Regions from separate parts of the Homo sapiens genome. Here regions 2 and 3 are each linked to region 1. Evidence: chromatin contacts called from ENCODE Hi-C or POLR2A ChIA-PET data. All regions are on one chromosome and are shown on one strand. The core of a region is the stretch at or near the end of the contact, and the rest is flanking DNA. Distances in the headings are between cores, read along the strand shown.

What was found. Hi-C counts contacts between places; a loop is a spot of excess contacts on that map. ChIA-PET counts read pairs that join two places held with the same protein, here RNA polymerase II (POLR2A). Pooled maps may share reads with other maps.
Region 2: a map of head of caudate nucleus shows a loop between it and region 1 (2.0-fold over the local background). The contact joins two enhancer-like sites. A Hi-C loop is called at or near these places in 4 of 168 maps with a recorded cell type or tissue (Calu3, endothelial cell of hepatic sinusoid, endothelial cell of umbilical vein and 1 more) and 2 of 50 pooled maps. POLR2A ChIA-PET finds 5 or more read pairs at or near these places in 3 of 52 experiments (OCI-LY7, Panc1 and T-cell).
Region 3: a map of B cell shows a loop between it and region 1 (1.8-fold over the local background). The contact joins two enhancer-like sites. A Hi-C loop is called at or near these places in 3 of 168 maps with a recorded cell type or tissue (B cell, Calu3 and endothelial cell of hepatic sinusoid), 2 of 37 single-sample maps with no recorded cell type and 1 of 50 pooled maps. POLR2A ChIA-PET finds 5 or more read pairs at or near these places in 3 of 52 experiments (BJ, activated T-cell and naive thymus-derived CD4-positive, alpha-beta T cell).

Annotation. Positions count from the first base shown.
Region 1 is chr4:101,264,036-101,267,086 of GRCh38, forward strand. All of the region lies in intron 1 of PPP3CA (protein phosphatase 3 catalytic subunit alpha), which reads right to left. Among named protein-coding and RNA genes, the nearest start is that of MIR8066, 25 kb to the left of the region's middle. Within about 2 kb of position 1,541, at least 2 of the 41 ENCODE cell types and tissues checked have a DNase peak (open chromatin) inside an H3K27ac peak, as active enhancers do.
Region 2 is chr4:101,209,677-101,212,727 of GRCh38, forward strand. The region is part of intron 1 of PPP3CA (protein phosphatase 3 catalytic subunit alpha); the gene reads right to left. Among named protein-coding and RNA genes, the nearest start is that of MIR8066, 30 kb to the right of the region's middle. Within about 2 kb of position 1,647, at least 2 of the 41 ENCODE cell types and tissues checked have a DNase peak (open chromatin) inside an H3K27ac peak, as active enhancers do.
Region 3 is chr4:101,230,755-101,233,805 of GRCh38, forward strand. The region is part of intron 1 of PPP3CA (protein phosphatase 3 catalytic subunit alpha); the gene reads right to left. Among named protein-coding and RNA genes, the nearest start is that of MIR8066, 8.6 kb to the right of the region's middle. Within about 2 kb of position 1,502, at least 2 of the 41 ENCODE cell types and tissues checked have a DNase peak (open chromatin) inside an H3K27ac peak, as active enhancers do.

The sequences.
Region 1 (3,051 bases), core at 291-2,790:
TTAGTACACTGATTCTCACAGTACTTAAATTAGCAATTTGACCCCAATATCGAAGTCTATGTCTAGATTTCAAAATAGACATAAAAAGTAATATGTCTTCACATAAAGTTCTTCATTTACATCAAATAAATGAAATAAGGCATGAATCATTTTCATATCTTTTTCCCCCATGTCTTTTTCCCCCAAGGCAGGAACTGTTTCTGTTGTCTGTCCTTCCTTTTTATTTATTTTTTATGACCCAGCACTTTATTAGTAAATGAGAAGTCACTGTAGCTCACAGTTGCATTTGAATTTTTTGACTTTTTAATTTTAATAGGAATTGAGTCTTTTTTTAATCTTTAGTTTAATATGAAAACTGAAATGACTTCTAAGGCATACGAAGGCAGGAAAAATCAGCACCTTAAGACAGGGCAAGAAAAAGAAAGTTAACAAAAAGAAAAAATTAAAATAAAAGAAGGAAGGAAAAACATTTCCTTTGAAAACATTCTTCATGAATCAGTTTTTTGAGACCAGCAAGCAATTACTATTTAACATACAGAAAAATGCAAAATGTACAAATGCACATAAAATTCAGTTTGTTGTGCAGATCTTTGTCCCTCAGTCTCAGTGTAAATCCAGATTCTAAAAGCCCAGTTGCACAGTGACCTTCAATTTCTCACAATGGTTTATTAAGTTCAAATAATCACTAAGCAAATATCTCATTTAATCATTCAAGAAAAGACAACAAACTCAAATGCCTATAGGAGCCAGGGGAGGCAAAGTAAACATAGCATGTATGAGGGAAGACAGGATAGAGGAGGCAAGGTAGAGTTCTGGTGATATATGCCCTTATTAAAGGAGGTAGCAGGGAAAAGTCAGATTTTATCTTCTGAATCCCCTATGATGGAAACTAATACAAACTGTTTAAATCTCTTTTAGGCCAAACAATTCTCTCTGAGGGGGAAGTAGCCTTCAGCTCTGGTCTAGACGATTAAAAGAAAAACAATTCAGGAGAGAAACCAAAAATTTATATTACCACTATATCCATAAGAATTTGGCTGAATTTTGTTGTATTGTAGGTTATAATTTGTTAGCCATATGAAATAATGCAATAGAGCCTGTTTTCCAGAGTCTCCCTCTGTCACCCAGGCTGCAGTAGTGGTGCAAACAGGGCTCACTGCAGCCTTGACCTCCTGGGCTTAAGCGATCCTCCTGCCTCAGCCTCCTGAGTAGCTGGGAGCCAGCTACTCTTTTATTTATTTTTTTTATTTATTTGTAGAGACAGGGTCTTGCTCTGTTGCCCAGGCCAGTCTGAAACTCCTGGGCTCAAGTAATCTTTCCACCTCAGCCTCCCAAACTGCTGGGATTACAGGTGTGTGCCATAGCACCCAGCCCATGTCTGCTTTCTTCAAGATATTTAATCATGAGTTTTTCTTAGTAAATTGACCTGAATCCCAAAGAATAGAAAGATTATCACAAACAGAGAAGATAGGCATAAAGAAGACCAAACCACTTTTAATGAATGGTGATTCAAGGAAAGGATAACTAAACATGAATCACTTGGAAACATGAATAAATACAAACAGTGAGTTTTTGTTCATTCACTTCTCTGCTTGTGTCAGCATTTTGAAGGAGAAGATGAATGAAAGGTAAGGAGTGGCTAAATTCCAAAGTCAAATGATAACCCAAATAAAAACCACACAAGATAAACAACAGATATACAAACACTGCTTCAAAACAAACATAACTCATTTACCCTGATCCCAAAATAACAAAATTAAACCATCTAAGAAACTCCACTGGTCATTCACTTACAAAGTAGAGAAAGACCTGGTCATGTAATAGAGGGGAATAAACATAGAAAGCAACATAAACGTCTTTAAGATAATGCAGCTCACATGCTCTACCTAGAAAAAAAAAGTGTTTCTTTAATGTATTTGTGATAGCATACAGAGGGATTATGGAATTTACATGTTACTGCCTGTGGATGAATCACCTTTATATATAGAACTACCTTTACATACACAAAGAGGAAGTAAAATAATTTATACCTCAACAGGTTTATTTACTTTCTTACCAAGTGACTTAGATATAATAATAATTAATAATTCCAGACTGTTTTCACTATTTCTTACCTCACCTATTTCCTCTACTTTTCATGAAAACTCTGTATTTTCTTACATCAGTTCCCATATTCTTATTCTTTTAACTCTGTCAAAATATGTAAAGCCAGTAAATTACTAACAGAAGAAAATAAAGAGAATAAAAGTTGCATACAGCTCTATACATTTACTATTTATATCTTACATCATAAGTATTTACATCATAGGTACAAAAAATAAATAGGATTATTAAGTGAATGCATTTTTCAATCAAGTTATTAAATTTAGATATGGCCCTAGCTATGTTTACTACTAAATTATAAGAATGGTTACTACTACATTATAAAAATCAGTTACAGTATTATATAGCGTGATTAATCTTTCTCATTTAAAATCACAGTGTTATTCAGTCTATATCAACTGTCCATTAAAAACAAAATTAAAAACCTATAATTAAAGATGGCCTAATGAAATCTCAAGGAAATATCAAGGTTGGGATAAACATGAAGAAATTTCTTTACATTGACAGACTCAGAGATGACTGGATGAGAAACAAGAGTACAGTCCATACTAGACCAGTCCATACAGGTCTAGCAATTGAACCTGAGTTCAACTAGTGAAAGTGAAATTTAAAATTAGGGGCTATGTGTAGCAAACACAAACACATTCACTAAAGAAAATTAAGAGAACAGTATCTTTCCAGTAGTATCTCTGGGTATAAAAGGAGAAAGTAAGTAGCAATTGCTCAATCATTATTGATTACTGATACTGTCCTCTCTCATATAGAGAATGTGACCAACTATTTTCTTCATTTAAGCCAAATTCTGTAGGAGCATGAGACAGACGAACACCCCTAGCTGTCCTTTTCAGAATACCATGCCTAGCTGTCTTTTTCAGACCACTGATAGGGCCATGGTGTGAAGTCAGACCTTATTACCAATCTGCCTCTGCCCTGGGGCGTCCTCAGTTA
Region 2 (3,051 bases), core at 397-2,896, 54 kb before region 1:
ATCACTGTAAAGATAGCCTATGTACTGGCCACAAGGTCTACCATCACTTTTGTACTCAAGAAACAAAAGAAGAAAAATATAGAAAATGTCACTGCAATAATTAGGGATATGTTAAGTAAGTCATCAAGAGCCCACCAAAATTAGATTTTGTTAGTGACTGATGAACAGGTATCTAAAGAAAGTGAAATATTTTTAAATATTATTAAAAGAGAACACATAGAACACAAAACAAATACAAAGTAAAGAAAAATTACAGAACTTCAGAAAACTAGTTATTACAAAAAAGGAAAAGCAAAGCTGAGTAAAGCATCGAATAAAGGGTTTAGGAGATTGTTGAAATTTCATCGCAATTTTATGTGTTGCACAAATTTCTGAGAAGAAAGGCCATAATTTAATAGATTCTCAAAAGAGTCTGTGACCCAAAGAGGCTAAGGTCCACTCCACCAAGCTTTCCTCACCATTACCATAGTAACCATCTAGTCTGGTTCCTCAGTTACCCCGTCTGGATTATTATGATAATGACCAGACTATTTCTCCAAGTTCCCAGGATTATCTCACCTTAATCCACCTGATCCTCAAACTCTATGGTCCGGCTATAATCAATTACTCAGTACCCCAAGTATTCCAGGGAATTTCAAACATTTCTTCAAGCTTTTCAGAGACAGTAAGGTGAAGGAGTTAAAAGTATGAACTCAGAAGCCAGACTGCCTAGGTAAACCGTACCATCTTGAGCACATTATTTAATTGTTCTATGCTATAGCTGAAGATTAAACAAACTAATATTTGTAAAGTGCTTGGACCATTGAAGATTAAACAAACTAATATTTGTAAGGTGCTTGGCCCATTACTGGCACAACACAAATTTCATAAGTATTCCTTATGATTAACAACTACCTTGTTTTACCTCCTTGGCCACACATCCTAATCATCCCTATTCAAATAGCACAACTTCTCAAAACACACAAAGCTTGCTCTCCATCCAAATCCACCACAACCTTGGTACTAAATACTTCATAAAAATATATTTTGATTACCAAAATACAGCATTCTTTAGTTGGTTTGTGTTTATTTCTTTGTCTTTAAAATATAAAACATTCGCTGCCAGTATTAATTTTTACTCTTACAAGGCGGCCTACAAATCATTAGACAAGTTCTCTGCAAAGTTCAAAAAAAGTTTACACATCTGTAGTTATGTTCTTAAATATCATCCAATTTCATGTTCTAATTTTCTAGTTGAAGAAACAGGCTCAAAGAGAGTAAGAGTAGTAATTATAATAACAATGAAATGATAAAATGTTAAGTAAATATATACATATAAATTGTTTAGAACAGTATCTGAGATGTAGTCAATTCTTACGCAGATTTACTTCACTGAATTTTCACAACAGTCTTGTGATTTGGGTACTATTATTCTACTTTTTATATTCCAAAACCCAGGCACAGAGAAATGAAATGACTTTGCCAAGATCGCACAGCAAATAAGCAGGGGAAGCCAGGGCTCACATCAGGCCCCTGCTTTGGGGCTGTGCTTTTAACCCTTGCTATCCCCTCCCTGTAGATAAGTGACTCATCCAATGATCCAAAGGTAATTAAGGGAAGAACCCAAAGTACACATCCAGTTCTCCAGATTTCCCTGAATCATGCTCTTTACTTTTGAGTTCACTATTCCCTACCCAGAGTGATGGACATAGAAAGCCTTAAAAAAACATTTGTCTAGTGATTTACTGGTATATGATTCACATCTCACCACATAATTTTCTAAATGCAATAATGTTTATTCTGCAAGCACAGTTTGCTCCTTGAATATCTTATCTGGCTCTTCTGCCTGCTTAATTTAATTGCTCCCAGCCTTAAAAGAGACCAAAATGTTACAAGGAACAACTGGTTCAGTATTCAGCTTGTAAAAGGTACATATTTTTTGTTTTAATTTAATTTTTGATGAGTTGATCCAGAGATAAATGAGTCCCTCAAAGTTATTTCCACGTATGAACACTGAGCTTGGGTTCTACACAAAATAAATACTTCCATCAAAGCTAGCTGTTCCCTCTCAGACTGGCCTGTGATTTTGTTTAAAATGTGCCTCCTCTGCCTTTACTCTTTAAAAAGCATGTTAGTTAACCTGCTGCTGAGAATTTCCAGCAACACAGAGCAGAAACTGAGCTCTACATGCAACAAACTGTCATGGTTATTAGTTTTGATTTATCTAATTGCCTATCTTCACATAATAGCCTTAATAGCTGTGTGTCCTTGAGAAAATTTTTAAGAAACCAGTTTCATCACCTGTAGAATGGAGACAGTAAGTAATACCTACTAAAGAAGCTACTGAAAGGATTAACTGAGACCACACTTGCAAAAGTGCTTTGTGCAATACTGGTGTGAAGTATGAATTCAAATTTGTTTAACTTATATATTCTTAATTATTTGTCATTATTCTATTTCAGTGAATTCCCACAGGATTTCTTTTATTCGACATGCCTGCATTTTGGGGTATACTTGAAAACTCTCATTTGGCATATATATCACAAAAGCCCTAAGTATTAAGTAAATGCTTATACCATCTAATTGGTCTAACAGGATGGAACTTATCTGGCAACTGACAAAGATAGCCTCAACAGTGAGACCATGTCCTTTGCAGGAACATGGTTTGAGTTGGAAGCCATTATCCTCAGCAAACTAACACAGGAACAGAAAACCAAATAGGCCATGTTCTCATTTATAAAGTAGGAACTGAATGATGAGAACACATGGTTAAATGTGCGGGAACAACACACATCGGGGCTTGTCAAGGAGGGTGTTAGGGGAGGGAGAGCATCAGGTAGAATAGCTAATGGACCCTGGGCTTAATACCTAGGTGATGGGATGATCTGTGCAGCAAACCACCATGGCACACGTTTACCTACGTAACAAACCTATGCATCCTGCACATGTACCCCTAAATTTAAAAGTTGAAGGGGGAAAAAAAGAACAAAAAAGACGGCCTAAAGGTGGTTGTCTAAACAAGAATTTTATTCATTATCATGGGCAAATAGGAGAATTTTATTATGAGTATAA
Region 3 (3,051 bases), core at 252-2,751, 33 kb before region 1:
GCAAAGATTTTCACAAACAGAACCCAATCTGCTTTCTAGTCTCACCTTCTGCCACTCCTACATCATACCTCTATCCTGAAGACACAATGAGGATTTCTACTTTTCCTGAATACATCACAATCGTTTCAAGACTTTCTGTGTATTCTCTGAACTATTTAACTGTCTCCTTTTCCCTCCTCATCTAGGAAAATTTTACTCATACCTCATAATCTGTCTTTCATGAATCACTTTCAAAATGCAAAGTCATTCCAGGGTACACATGGGTATGGATGATTTCACAGGAATCAATTTCCAGATCCACGATTTTCAATTCTCCTCTTTCCTACAACTACCTCCTTCAGAATGCTCTTTTTGACCACTCTTCTTTCCCACCTCCACTTGCTCTTTCACAAATGATCTTCTCCAGGTTACAAATCTTACAATGATGCACTGGCCAGGGCTTAAAAACTCCTGAGCACCAAGCAACTGGAGACAACTGAGAGCTTTCCTCTAGGGGGAGAATTCTGTAAGAGCAAAGCAAGAAATGGGGAAGGCAGCAGTTTTTAGTTTATCAGGCCGCTAACTAGAGAACAGACTCCATGATTTTATCTGTAAGTCAGACTATTTATCAATGAGTCCATTTATCTTAGAATTAGGAATCAGAAATGAGATGCTAGGGAAGGAGGTATAGTTAGTTTATTTAAACTGAAAAAGGAAGTCATACTTTTTCTTACTCAAGTTAAGTCTCATTTGACTTATTGATTTGACAAATGAAGACTAGCTTTTGTAATGAGAGAATGTGGTGGGCATTTTCCAATTTGAACGAAAGTGACTATAGAAGGCTTTGATGAAAAAAATACATATAAATGCTTAAGGCAAATATATACCATAAGAAAGAAATTGTATCCTTTACAAATGCATTATAACACATATCTTGCTGCAAATACTTGATATTTGTCTGTGTCCCTCCATGGGATCATGACTAACTTATGAAACAAAATGTATGTTAGTGATTTCTTATTCATTTAAATATCTCACTTATTCTGATTGTTCAGTAAATTTCTGCTGGACTATTGGATCAGTCAGAGCTACAATTAAATCTCCTTGTTAAAAATTCCTATTAAAACACAGTAGTATTCAAACTGCTGAATAAATAAAACAAACCCTCCCAATCATAAGTATTCATTCTCATTCCTCCCTGTGAACTCCCACTGAATATTACCAGTAACTCAGCATTCTGTGCTGAAAATATTACCTAAGTACATCTCATATTTTCTATAAGATATAAGCTCCCCAAGATCAAGACCATCATCAAATTGACCTCTGTCATCACCTCAGCACCTAAACCCTACTTGACCTTTTAAAATGAATTAATAATTTAAAATAACATCAGCCTTTGCTCTTTAAAACACTGATACCTAATTTAATCTTACTGCTCTGTGTTTTGGCTCAGGATACAGAGGGTAATTCCTAAAAAGAAAAAAATTGCTGTCAGTATATGAATATGATGCCACTGACTCACCACCAAGCAGCGCAGGCATGCTGAGTTATTTTTGCCAGTAGTAATGATGAATTGTGCTGACTGAGCCATTTGGTTCCTCCTGGGACCAGAGGCACACATTTTTTTATATAGTCTGTCAGGAGTTAAAGTATAATTTTTGGCCACTGGGCAAAGTTGGAATTATTTTCTTCAAAAAAAAATTGTAGCTACTTCACACAAAGTGACAATGCTAAGAGACAAAATAAAATCAGCAAGAGTATATGCAATAGAAATAAATGCTTTATCTCTAGTTGGAAGGCCTTGAACCTGACCACCTTTAGTTCCTTCATACATGAGTCAGGTTTTGGTCTCAATACCTTATGACTGACCACATGGAAACCAAACACTTATGAGTTTAATTTTACATGCTTTCTTTTCAATTAGCTTATGGTCATACCACAGATCAGCTTTGTAGAAAAAAGGAATATCTCTTTGCATTTCCATTTCTATATAAAACCTCCTTCCTAACACTCTTGAGTTTTAAATTAGTTTCATGACCTTAAATAAAAACATACTATTATTATTTTTTGTTCTTTTATTCTGAAAATGTCAATTTTTAAAACTGATGTTTTTCCATTTTTAATGGTCTATATTCTGGTATTCTAACAACAGAAAAAGAAATTATCAGTAATAAATGAAAAACACCATACAGATTTACTAGTATTTATTAAAATAACTTCTTCATTTCTACATATTAGGCTGCTATCTACCCAAATTAATTATCTAAATATGAACTATACAAATGAGATTTTGCTTTACTTTGTTTTTTAATCTGTAACCATTTTCAAAGGAAAAGCCACCTAACTCATAGGAAAACTATAAGACACTACACCTAAAGTATAAAACAAATTAATTTCTGAAAACTTCATATTAGAAAGAATTTGAAAATGTACAGATACAAAGAATAGCTGTCTAGACACATGATTGGAAGAGTGTACTAGTAAGAAGAATTTTCAGCTTGACATTAGAGTGGCCAACCATCCTACTTTACACTTTACCTGGGACTAAGGAGAAAGTTTCCCTGGATGCAGGGCTTTTAGTGCTAAATCCACAAAAGTCCAGGGCAAATGGAACCAACTGCTCGCTCTTTGACATAGCAAGCTGAAACTTAGATCTTCAATTACTCTTTACACAACAGTGAAACTAAGTCATTAACATTTTAAAGAGAGAATAAATGCATTTAACAATTTGGTTTCTTGTAGCAGTTCAGGATAATGTTTATTTTGTTCGCATTTTTAAAGGAAAATGTAAATAAACCTTAAAATGGTTTTGATAATTCACTTCTATAAGGAATTCAGCCTATAATGTTTACTTTTCATTTTCTATTATCAAGGTAACTGGCCTCTATGTGTGATACTGAAAGTCACAAAAAAAGATAAAATGAAATAAAAATAAAACAACATGATTAAATATTTAATTCAAATGAAAACGTTTAGTCCTAATCTAGGAATTTACAGGTCTTTTTTTTTTTTTAACTTTTATTTTAGGTGCAGGGGTACATGTGCAGGTTTGTGATATAGGTAAACTCATGT